4 separate regions of the Homo sapiens genome follow, and all the other regions are linked to region 3. A link is a contact called in ENCODE Hi-C or POLR2A ChIA-PET data. All regions are on one chromosome and are shown on one strand. The core of a region is the stretch at or near the end of the contact, and the rest is flanking DNA. Distances in the headings are between cores, read along the strand shown.

Region 1 (2,700 bases), core at 123-2,622, 3.9 Mb after region 3:
ACTATCTTGATTTTCAGGATCACTCCACTTCTTCTTCATAGTTTCGTAATCTGAACATCAGGGTGTTGTACAAGATAAACTATAAGCTTCCTTTTGGTTTTAAAATTCTTTGATTTTATGTATTGTAGCCAAACTTCCTCTGCACAGAAAATATACCAGAAAATCAGCCCAAGTTCAATGAAATTCATTTAGTGCCAAAGACCATTCTAAGAATCCTGTGGTTACTACACACACACGCACACACACACCGTCTACTGTTGAGTCAGCTTTAAAGAGTGATGTCTTTTTCCTAACATTCTAGTGTTTTGAAGCTGCTACAAGTGATTGATTTCGAGCTTTTTTTAAAAACTCCTCCTTTGTACAAAACAGAACCGAAATTCTTCAAAACGAATTAAGTCATTTGCGAGTTTGAATGGAAGCTGGACGAAATTGCCTCCTCCAGTTAACGTGGAACCCATTCCCCAAGAGATGGAGGTTCTGGAGAGCAAGGCGAGTCAGCGTCAAACTGATTACGCAGATACCTGTTGGGGACGTCAGTGCTAATAGATATTTTGGTAACATATTTTAAGGACTAACGATGCTTTTTGTGATTCAGGCTTTCATCTGATACCAAGAGCAGAATCTCGTCGGCTTGCGGGTGTTTTTTTTTTTTTTTTTTTTTTTTTTTTTAATGAGCCGGTGCTTTTAAGCGCTGTTACCTACTGGGCCCAAGTAGGCGGTAGAAGAGGGAAAATAAAGCCATTTGTTCCCTCTTCAAGCTAACTGCTCCAGAGAGCTGTGAGTGTGCTCTACTACCGTTGGGAAAACCGAAATTGCGGAGGCCTGAGTCTTTTCAAAATTGAACGGGAAGCGTTTTTAAACTGCCGCAGGGAGAGGCGTTTGCGAGGTGACAGCTGATGACCCCTGGGCTTTTAAGTCCTCCTCCCCTCTCTCGGTCCGCTCTCGGTCCTTAATCGCCTCTGGACTCTGGGCTCTAGTCCCCTCCCCAGATTCACCCATCTGACACCCGCCTCCTGCCCAATCCCCCGGCTCGTCTCCAGGGCTCCCGCGCTCCGCCCATCCCCCTCTGGATGCTTCCTCTCTCTCTCTTCTTTCCCTCCCGCCAGCCACTCCTCGCGTCTTTCTCTCCCCACTTCCCTTCTTTCCCCTCACCCTCCAGCCCAGCCCACCCTGCTTTCTCCCTCTTTCTCTTTCCCGTAGATCCGCGCTCGCGCTGCAACACCTACTCCTCCCTCGGCTCTGGGAGTCGCCAGGCCAGAGGCGCCGCGGACCTGGTGCGCGCAGGCGCACTGCGCGGCTGGCGAACGGGCAGGCCGGGCATCAGCGCAGGCGCGCGCGGCTGGGGCTCGGCTCCGGGGGTGGCGGTCGGACAGTGTCTAGCACGCTCAGTCCGGGCTTGGGGCCCCGCGGCGGAGAAGGAGGTAGAGGGGGCGGCGGCGGCGGCGGCGGTGGTGGCGGCACCATGTTTCTTCACTCAGTTAATCTCTGGAACCTGGCGTTTTATGTCTTCATGGTCTTTCTGGCAACCCTGGGGCTGTGGGATGTCTTCTTCGGCTTCGAGGAGAATAAGTGCAGTATGAGCTACATGTTTGAGTACCCGGAGTATCAGGTAAGGTTCTGCCCTCTCCTCAGCCGGGCGCTCCAAGACTCTGGCCCCTGGTGCCTTTTTCCTTCTGTGGGTTCGTCCTGCCTTGGCTCTCTGCGCCTCTCGGGCCCCCTGTCCCGTCCTCGCCTCTGTTTTCTCCGCCCGGGGAGACTCTGCATCCCCCTTCTGCCCCCCTCACCTCCCCTTTGTGTCCCTTCTTCACGGTGGGGTGTTTGTTAGACGATTTCCCGAGAGCATCCTCGTGGTCGTCCTCGTAGTTACTCCGCTGTCCCTCCGCCTCCTCCCCAGCCCCAAATCCTGGGCACAAGCTCTTCTGACTGGCCGGGCCCAGCCCCCCTCATGCCCAGAGAGGCAGCCTCAACCCTTCTCCCTAAACCGAAGCTCCATCCCTCTCGCGTTCTTGCCTTAACCCGTGCCCCAGGACCTTCCTTTGCTTCCCACGCGCCTAAATTCCCCTCGCGCCCGGTGATCTGCTCGTCAGATTTCGCATTTCTAGAAAGGGACCGAGCGTCTGCAGAGTGTATATTGGCTAGATAGTTCCCAAGGCTGTTTTTAGAGACTCCAGGGTTTTGCCTATGGGTAAACTGGCGAGTCATTGAATTGGAAACTAGATCCCCTCTTGGAAAGATGTTGCAGATCCTCTTATTTTGCAGGTTAAGGGGCCGTGCGTGTGTGGGCTTGCCTGTGTGTGTGCATACCTGTGTTTATGCATGTCTCTCAGCAGCCGAGCCTCTTAATAGTTGCATACAAAATCTATTTCATGGTGCTATTTTTGTTTTCTCGCTGGGTTCGGAGTTTAAGAGAGAGCCAACCCTTCTCTCTCCACCCCTACCGCTTCCATGCCATTTTGAATGTTTTCAATCAATGGCTTCGTTAGTTCGGCATAGTAGGATCTAGAATTTCATTCATGACTAGCTGTAAAAAGAGGCGCAGACAAATTACACAACTGTCCTAAGAGAATTTTTCCGAATGATTCTTTTATTTCTAAGTGCATCTCTTAATTATGGACTACCTATTGTAATAATTCCCTACCATAAAATGTATATGCACTATAACATATATTGATAAAATACATTTTTAGTATACTCTTAAAA
Region 2 (2,700 bases), core at 1-2,500, 3.3 Mb after region 3:
TAAACGCTTGTCCTGCCTGTAGGAAGAGAAATGTTTTGAAACAAAAACTAAATGTAATCACATTATCAACAGGCAACGCCACCGTGCTATACATCTCAACACGTTTTGGCTTTGAAAGTTAACACCAAACCTCAGCTTATTCGTTAAGGAAGCGCATTTGAATGTACTAACCAATATTCCAAGTTTAATTCCCGATTCCTTACGTCTGTTAGGGGTCGTTGTCGCTCCTCCGGTGAGCAACCAGACCAGCTTTAAGGTCAACCTTAGTTTATTCCAAGGTCAAATGTTTTCCTTCTTCAGGTTTTTCCAGAAATTTTCAGGAAACGCTGGGTCAAGCTCCCTGCCTGGCACCATGATTTTTACCCAAGATATTACACATCCACAAAGGCCCTGCAGAAGCAGGTGAGACGCTGCGCGTGCGCCCGGGTTCTCGCCCCCCTGCCTTACACACCGGCAGCACACGCGCGTGCAAAGAGCCCTGGGGGAGAAAAGGGTCGGGCGGGCCTTGCCGCTCCAAGGTGCCATCGGGCGCTGGTCACTGAGTGGCCACCAATCCCTCCCGCCCAGCCCAACAAAAGAGGGGCGTCAGGGATCCCCGTACGCCTCAGACAGGCCCGGGCCTGCAGGCCTCGGGGCCACGCGGGACTCACCATTACTCCCTCCGCCTCAGACTCGTACTCTGCTCTAGTGTAGCGCCGCAAAGAGACTCGCAGTCCGGCCCTGGCGACACGTGAAAAAATCACCCAGCGCGCAGGCGCGCTCGCCCCAGCGGTCGCCGCTAGCCCCCTCGCCCCTCCCAGGGAGGGAGGGCGGTCGCCCCGACGCGCACCGCGATTCGCCCCAAGGGCCCTGCGCAGGACGCTGACGCGAAGACTCGGAGGCGGAAGAAAAAAGGAGCTGTTTCTAGGCTTTTCTAGGCGCCCAGCCGAGGTGAAAGAACTACCCCTTCGTCCCCTCCCGGAAATGACGCGATTTGACCCTTGAGCCGTAGGGAGCGCGGCATTTTCTGGAAAGTTCTGGAACCGAGCGAGGCCCGGGAACTAGACTAAGCCGGCCGGAGAGGGCTGAGCGCGCTAGCACACCCTGCGCGGGTAGGGAGGGGCGGGGCTCGCGCGCAGGGTGTGCAGATTGCAGGGCCCGGGCTGACGGGAAGTGGGTGGGAGCTGCCTGCACACGCGGTGCCGCGGGGCGGGAGTAGAGGCGGAGGGAGGGGACACGGGCTCATTGCGGTGTGCGCCCTGCACTCTGTCCCTCACTCGCCGCCGACGACCTGTCTCGCCGAGCGCACGCCTTGCCGCCGCCCCGCAGGTACGCGGCCTTCCCGCACCACCTCCCCCCGGCTCCTGCGACCCCCGAGTGGGCCTTCCTCCTCTGCGGTCCAGCTGGAGGGTGCGGGCGGCGACAACCTGGAGTTCCGCACCGCGCCGCACCGCAGGCCCAGGCCTGCGGGTCCAGGCCTCGCGGGTCCATGCGGGTTCCATCACGTGCGACGCGGATCCTGGACCTCGGCTGGGCGCGGGAGGGACAACTCGTGGGGTTTGAATTTGGGGGATTGTAACCACTTAGGCCCGCTGGTGCAACCTGCGCCTGGCCGACTTCAGGGAACCGGGGAGGGTGGTGTACGTGAGGGAACCGCTTTTTTCCCCCGCAGGCAGCTGGGATACCGCGCCTCCAGTCTTGACCTTGCTGGGGGCGTTCGGAAAGAAGGACACGTGGGCTCGCGCCGAGTGGGCCGGGCCGCCGCCCCCAGCATCGCGGCCTTGCTGGTTGCTCTGATACAGTAGCCTTGGGTGGATCCATGGAGACACTTTGCTGAGCGGCTTTTTGCACCGTCAGGAATACTTTTAACTTCCCTGGTCACTTGGATTTGTAACTTGCCTCTCTCCGGCTGACTTGGTTTCTCAGGGGCCACAGTTGGAGTGGGTCTGCCCACAAGGCCGTTTTCGCGGTGAAAGATTAACTCGTTTTTGGCGGCAGGGATAGGTGGCCGTGGGGAAGGAGCCGCATGTGCTTTGTGCTGGTGCTATAGGTCAGGCGCCGGCCGGGGCGGCCTCTTTAGCTTGCGCTAGTGGCTGATGTTCCGAAGCTGCGGCGCCTTCCGTCATTCAGGCGTAGTGGCTGGCGGAGGTCAGCCAGGCTCAGCATCTCACGTTGCTTGCTCTGTTGCACAGGTGGGCATGTTTGTTCTGCAGCGCACCACGGGTGGTAGTTCTGATGATCTTTTTGCTTCCATCCCCAGAAATGCTTCGGTTACCCACAGTCTTTCGCCAGATGAGACCGGTGTCCAGGGTACTGGCTCCTCATCTCACTCGGGCTTATGCCAAAGATGTAAAATTTGGTGCAGATGCCCGAGCCTTAATGCTTCAAGGTGTAGACCTTTTAGCCGATGCTGTGGCCGTTACAATGGGGCCAAAGGTACCAGTATTTTTATTTTATTGTAATTACGGTATTATTAATAGCATTTTACTCACAAATAGTCGCACTGAACTATTCAACAGTACTTTCATCTCCATTTTTGAGAGAACTCAGTTTACATGTAAGAATTCTGAAGTATTGGTTAGCCTTTTTTTCTTAGACATGATCTTAAAGCTTAAACTGCTTCAGCCAGATTTTCGAAACTATTTTGTTCAATGTGTGATGTAATCAGGTAGTAACTTACAGCTCAAGGTGGATTCTTAAACTCGAGGTAGAATTTCGCTG
Region 3 (2,700 bases), core at 85-2,584:
GGCTTTTGCTGCTTTTGATTATTCATAAAAGACACCCTAGGAAAGGAGAAATAAAGCCTTAATATCAGTGCCATAATACTAATTTTTAAAGCAAAACATCAAACCTTAGTCTAGTCACATATGAATCAAATGGAACACCCACTCTCAGGATATAAAGCTGGCAATTATACCCGATACAGGCACAAAGAATTACCTGCACTTGAATCAAATGTACGTCAAAATGTGCATTTCTCTCTACAAGAAACCCTTCAAATTAGTGCTGTGAACTACTTTTAAGCGACATTGTAGTGCTACAGTGATCACCCGTCATAAACCTAATTGTTCAGTTTTCTCCACATTCCTCTTTACATTCACTTACATCTTCCACGACCACTAAGCATCGCAGAACGCAAAGAGAGATTATCACCATAGTCAGCAGGCATCCAAAATGTGTATGCCAATTCTAAAACACTGTCAAAAGGTGAACCCCTTCTTCTGACAAGCCTGGTTACGGGCAGCACCATCCTACCCTAGGTCATGCCTGTGACCGCAACAGCGGCCGCCTTGCACCACTCAGGCCTGCAAAACTAACAGCCAGCCCAGCCTCCTTCGCCCATATCCCACAGTCCTAGCCTCCTCCCCGGTAACGTGTCTCCCAATCCACACCCTTCCCATGCCTCCCGCCCGAGCCACAGATCACCCGCTTCCCGCCCAGGACCCCATCGGCCACAGCGGGGCGCCGTAGGGTCCCGCGGCTCTTTCTCCACTGACCCTGTCGCCTGCGGTGGCGGCCGCCGCAACGAGCGGACCACAGTCACTGAGGCGCTTTGCGCCGGGGCCCCAGGCGCCCCGTACATCCGCCCGCCCTCCAGCGAAAGCAGCGGCGGAGGCGGCGGCCGCAGCGGTGGTGGGTGGCAGCCCCTCCGCCCCGCCCGCCGGAAGCCCCCACGCGTACATCACACAACAGAGGCCGCGGCGGCTTTGTTAGCCAGGCCGGGCACGGCCCAGAGGGAGCCCGCCTCGGCCACTGCCTTCGCAGCCAGCGCCGCGGCGCACACCCGGACCCCACCTCCCCACCCGGGCCGCCGCTACCCCTCGGCCTCCCTGCCGAAGCGGCGGCCTTTCAGGCCCTAGATCCGGCCCGGCCTCAAGAGGCGACCTCCGTTCGGGCCCATCCAAGCCGGGCCGCATCCAGCCCGCCGCCTCCCTCTCCCTCTGCCCGGCGTCCACGACCCGCAGCGTCCGCCCGGGGTGAGCGGGGCGCCGCGTCTCACCGAATTTAAGGCGAAGAGGAAAGAGCCAGAAATCCCCGATGTACCGGCAACTGCGGCGGTGTCTCCTCTGCGACCGGAACTAACGCCAGGAGGAGGGAGAGGTGCCACCCCCGCCCGGACCGCTCTCCTATCGCGAGATTTCTTCCCCTTGCCCCGCCCTGATCGTGGACAGGCGCTTCCGCCTTTTCTATTGCGCGCGGATTAGGGTGAGGGACTGGGATAGGGGAGGGGAGAGACGTTTCCAGTCTTCTTTATTCCCTTACTGGGTTCCACGTCGCCTGGACACTTGTCCTAGACTAGCTTATTTTTCTTCCCCCGCTGCGTCGTCCGCCCTCTTCACACATGGAGGGGTTGGAAGAGCGGAGCCGGCCCCCGCCGGTCTCGAAGTTGGACGCGTCCTCCTGGAGTCCCTCGCCGCCGGCCCCCTCCTCCAGCACCGGAAGTCGAAGCCCGAGGGCGGGGGGCCCTCGGGTCGTGCGGGGGCGGAGGCTGGGGGCGGGCATGGGGGCGTGGTTTGGGGAAGGAATCCGCACCTCGCCTCCGCCCTGGCCGGGATGGGCGGAGTTCGCTCCAGCTGAGTCCCCTGCCTGGCGACTTTTCTCTGAGGGGCTGTCTCATTGTTCACTACCTCCCTTAAGAGCGAAGAGGACACAGGCCGAAGATTGAGAAGGGGAAATTCTGTCCTCCAACCGCGGTCCCTGCGCGCTGCAGCGGTTGTCTCCCGAGTGTGGTGGCTATGGGGACTTGGAGAGCATCAGAATCCCTTGGAGGACTTGTTATAACAGACTGCTGGGCCCCACCCGTAGTTTCTCATTCTGTAGGCCTGGTGTGGAACCCATGAATGTGCATTTCCAACAAGTTATCTGTGATGCTGCTGCTGGTCCGCACCTTGAGAACCCCTCAGTTAGAGGCTATATCATCAGGGAGCTGGGGTACGATCAGATTAGATAGTGCGTGTGAAAAGCACTGTGGACGTGACAAAACTCTGTGCAGATAAAGATGCACAGCGCCTCTAGGATGTAGCCCCATGTTTTTATTCACTGTACAGTAGTTTACTTCTCTCCAGTTGCTTCCTCACTCTCTGGTAGGAGGAGAGTGGCTTCTCTTCCCTAAACCTTTTGATAAAATAGTTTGTTGACTTCTTTTCCCTAATTAACTATCTGACCTCTACCCCACCCCCCCGCAACTTCATGGAAAAATGACTTTCTCAGCGTTCGTTCCTGAAATTATTGCCAAACCCAGTGTTTTATTCTTCACCCTGTTTGCCTCCTCTGAGCATTGAATGTTACCTACCTCTCTCCTTGAATCCTGGCTCCAGCTATCCTGGTTACGTTCTGAATGTGCCTTTGCACGGTATTTTCTGACTCTTCTTTTCTGTACTGATACCTTTTCTTTCTGGATACTTTCTTCTATGGCAGTCTCATACATTCTCAAGGATTTAACATTT
Region 4 (2,700 bases), core at 89-2,588, 3.4 Mb after region 3:
GTCAAAAAAACAGAAAAAAAATCGTTTGTGTCACCTGATCTGAAGAAGGGAGGGAGTCTGGTGAGAGGGAAAGAGGGAGCAAGGCTGCAGGTCAGGAGTCACCAGGGACAGGTTATCTAAGCTCTCAGTCCAGTGCCATTGTCCATATATCTCCCACCTACCGCTAGCCTCAGGAAAATGGCTCCTCACTTTACCCAAAGTAGATATGGGGTCTTCCTGCAAGAGGAATACACCCATACCATTTCCCTCCCTTCAAACGACCATACTGACCCATGGTATGGTTAGTATTTGGGTTGCAGGTTTATCACATAGCGAGGTACTCCTCTCTTTGTGATGGCTCTAACCTTGATAACTACCTGTTTTCCTCGGCTGCTTCCGGGACCCATCTTTCTGAGCCTTTCTTTCTTTTTCATCGTCGAAGTCAAAGACCAGTGTGACAGTACAAGGTTATATTATAATTGATGCCCAGGAAAACAGACTGCCGTATTCTGATCTATTAAAATTCCTGATTTAGGAATACCGTCTAGGATTTAAGAGAAACATCTAATGAATGTTAATAATGACGATGAGTGGTTTTCTAGGAACCCATAAAGTAAAAGGCTTTAAAAGGGTGGCAAGATTGTCACTGTGCAACTCAGCAACGATTTGTGAGGCTCAACGAAATTCCTACCCAAATTATTTGCAATTATTAAACAGAAAGAATGAAAAATGACCTTGAATTACAGGGCGAAAGATGGGACTGTTAAGACTGTCTTCGTAACTAAGCACTGTAAAGACTGAGACAGCTGCAAGGGAAAGTTTTCCTCGAGCTCTTCCAGTGAATTTTGGGAAAAGGGATTGAATGTCTGAGGTCTCTTCCAGCTCTGAAACCGCAGCGTTTCGTACAGTGTTCATTTTTTTTTAATGGGAGGGGTCTCGGGGTCTTGCTCTGTCGCCCGGTCTGGAGGCTTGAGTACAGTGGCGCGACACGATTACGGCTCACGGCTGCCTCGAACTCCTGGGCTCAAGCGATGCTCCCGCCTCAGCCTCCAGAGTTGCTGGGACTCAGTGTCTGTTCTTAACTCCCTTCGTAGAATCCACTTTCCTCCAGGGCAAAGTTACTCACTTAAGGACCTTACGGCTCGGCTCGGGGATTTCCTGGGTCACCACGCAGGCGACTTCAGGGCCCAACCGTGTCTCCTCCCCCACCCACAATGCACCTCGCGGTTCCCTCTAGGTGGCAGTTCTGTCACGTGTCACCCGACGGAGCGCGCTCCCGTTTGGCGCACGCGCAGAGTGCAGCCCCCAGCTATTTTTCTCCGTGGCGGCGGCGACGAGCGGAAGTTCTTGGGAGCGCCAGTTCCGTCTGTGTGTTCGAGTGGACAAAATGGCGAAGATCGCCAAGACTCACGAAGGTAAGCGGTCTTTCCCTGCTTACGTGTTTTCTTCGTTGCTAGCCTAATAAAAGCCTTTTTTCCTAGGATTCTGCCTTTTTCTATGGTTTCTTTCGTAGGAGCTGAGCCCGCGTTTCGGGGCCAAGGGTCGTCTCCTCCGCGCCAGCGGCGCAGGCCACTGCCCCGCGTAATGGCGTCCTCCTCTTACACCCCCGACAGGCGCTTTGTTCAGTGTTTGGGACCTGCTACTTCAGAGTAGCTTCTCTTCTCTGACCAGAGGGCCTCGTTTAAGCGGCTTCCTCAGTAGGATTCGTGGGCAAGGGATCGGGGAAGCGGGCGTGGGGAGAAGGTCTCACTCGCCTCTCGACACTGTCGTCCCCATAGTTTGTGCAGAAGAGGGTCAGAAAAGCACTGAAATACGGCAGCCGCTTTTCCGGCAGACTGAATCGAATTTGGTTAAACCGAGATTCCGTTACTCCTACCCTTGTGTGTCTTCAAGCGTCAGTTACTTGTTTATTTTTCTTGCACGAAACGATTTGGGGATAAAATCTGGTAGTTGTTTTCCCTCCCTTAGTCACTTTTAGTATAATATTGATCTTTTTCTTTGGAGACTGGTTATTGGAGGAGCAGATGGAAGAGGAAAACATAAATTACTTTCATTAATGGCCGAAGCTTTCAAGCTAGTTGATCGTTTTATGGAATACAGAGTGTGCAAATTAGGAAAACGTTGGGAATAGACTGGAGTTCATTAGGAAGTATCCAGAGATGACAGAAAATGGGATCACTTTTCAGAAAAGACGAGGCATGAGAAGTTGGAACTGCATTCTTTGATTTCTGACTTGGAATCCGAGATTTTCACTGAGAACGAGACTTCTAAGTCACTTTTGTTTCATATGTTCTTTCTGGGTATTTGGCTCGGTATTAGTCTGTGAGAGGTAAGAGACTGAGGCCATCCAAAATTTTACAGTCTGATAGGAGAAACAGATGTGTATGTTCTCATTCTCTCATGAGGCCAGATGCATGCTTAAGTAGAAGAAAAAGCAGCATGTTCTGGGAACCTGGGTAACGGAATGATTATGTTTAGGGTTGTTTCACTGAGGAGGTTACATGACCGTGTTTTAAAAGGATCAGTCAGTTTTAAATCGGGAAGGACATCTGAGCCTGAGAACATCTTGTAACAAGGTATTGAATCGTGAAAGGTGTGTTTGAGTAGTAGTCCACTGTAGCAGGAACAGAGGGTGCAAGTAGAGAAGAAATAAATGAATCTGGAAAGGTTGGATTAGGACCAGAATGTGAATGGCTTTGAATAGTTGGGTCACCCAGAGGA

The links. Hi-C counts contacts between places; a loop is a spot of excess contacts on that map. ChIA-PET counts read pairs that join two places held with the same protein, here RNA polymerase II (POLR2A). Pooled maps may share reads with other maps.
Region 1: a pooled map shows a loop between it and region 3 (8-fold over the local background). The contact joins the promoter of PGAP1 here to the promoter of BZW1 in region 3. A Hi-C loop is called at or near these places in 1 of 37 single-sample maps with no recorded cell type and 6 of 50 pooled maps. POLR2A ChIA-PET finds 5 or more read pairs at or near these places in 1 of 52 experiments (activated T-cell).
Region 2: a loop to region 3 is called in a pooled map, with 15 times the contacts of the local background. The contact joins the promoter of HSPD1 here to the promoter of BZW1 in region 3. A Hi-C loop is called at or near these places in 2 of 37 single-sample maps with no recorded cell type and 13 of 50 pooled maps.
Region 4: a loop to region 3 is called in a pooled map, with 7 times the contacts of the local background. The contact joins the promoter of SF3B1 here to the promoter of BZW1 in region 3. A Hi-C loop is called at or near these places in 1 of 37 single-sample maps with no recorded cell type and 8 of 50 pooled maps. POLR2A ChIA-PET finds 5 or more read pairs at or near these places in 3 of 52 experiments (T-cell, activated T-cell and activated naive CD4-positive, alpha-beta T cell).

Annotation. Positions count from the first base shown.
Region 1 is chr2:196,925,379-196,928,078 of GRCh38, reverse strand. It overlaps PGAP1 (post-GPI attachment to proteins inositol deacylase 1), which reads left to right and starts at 1,372. Exons shown (of 27, transcript NM_024989.4): 1 at 1,372-1,609. The coding sequence starts at 1,463. RefSeq lists a silencer at 1,174-1,423.
Region 2 is chr2:197,498,390-197,501,089 of GRCh38, reverse strand. HSPD1 (heat shock protein family D (Hsp60) member 1) reads left to right here and starts at 1,250. Exons shown (of 12, transcript NM_002156.5): 1 at 1,250-1,308; 2 at 2,240-2,415. The coding sequence starts at 2,242. It overlaps HSPE1-MOB4 (HSPE1-MOB4 readthrough), which reads right to left and starts at 711. Exons shown (of 9, transcript NM_001202485.2): 1 at 651-711; 2 at 1-16. The coding sequence starts at 653. HSPE1 (heat shock protein family E (Hsp10) member 1) reads right to left here and starts at 711. Exons shown (of 4, transcript NM_002157.3): 1 at 651-711; 2 at 1-16. The coding sequence starts at 653. RefSeq lists an enhancer at 591-650 and silencers at 791-850, 1,041-1,370.
Region 3 is chr2:200,810,544-200,813,243 of GRCh38, reverse strand. It overlaps BZW1 (basic leucine zipper and W2 domains 1), which reads right to left and starts at 1,334. Exons shown (of 12, transcript NM_001207067.2): 1 at 1,254-1,334; 2 at 1-36. The coding sequence starts at 26. It overlaps BZW1-AS1 (BZW1 antisense RNA 1), which reads left to right and starts at 1,074. Exons shown (of 4, transcript NR_110275.1): 1 at 1,074-1,459. RefSeq lists enhancers at 1-496, 497-1,012, 1,861-2,120 and silencers at 761-1,130, 1,661-1,810.
Region 4 is chr2:197,433,666-197,436,365 of GRCh38, reverse strand. SF3B1 (splicing factor 3b subunit 1) reads left to right here and starts at 1,338. Exons shown (of 25, transcript NM_012433.4): 1 at 1,338-1,394. The coding sequence starts at 1,367. RefSeq lists enhancers at 890-939, 960-1,269, 511-1,710, 1,455-2,001.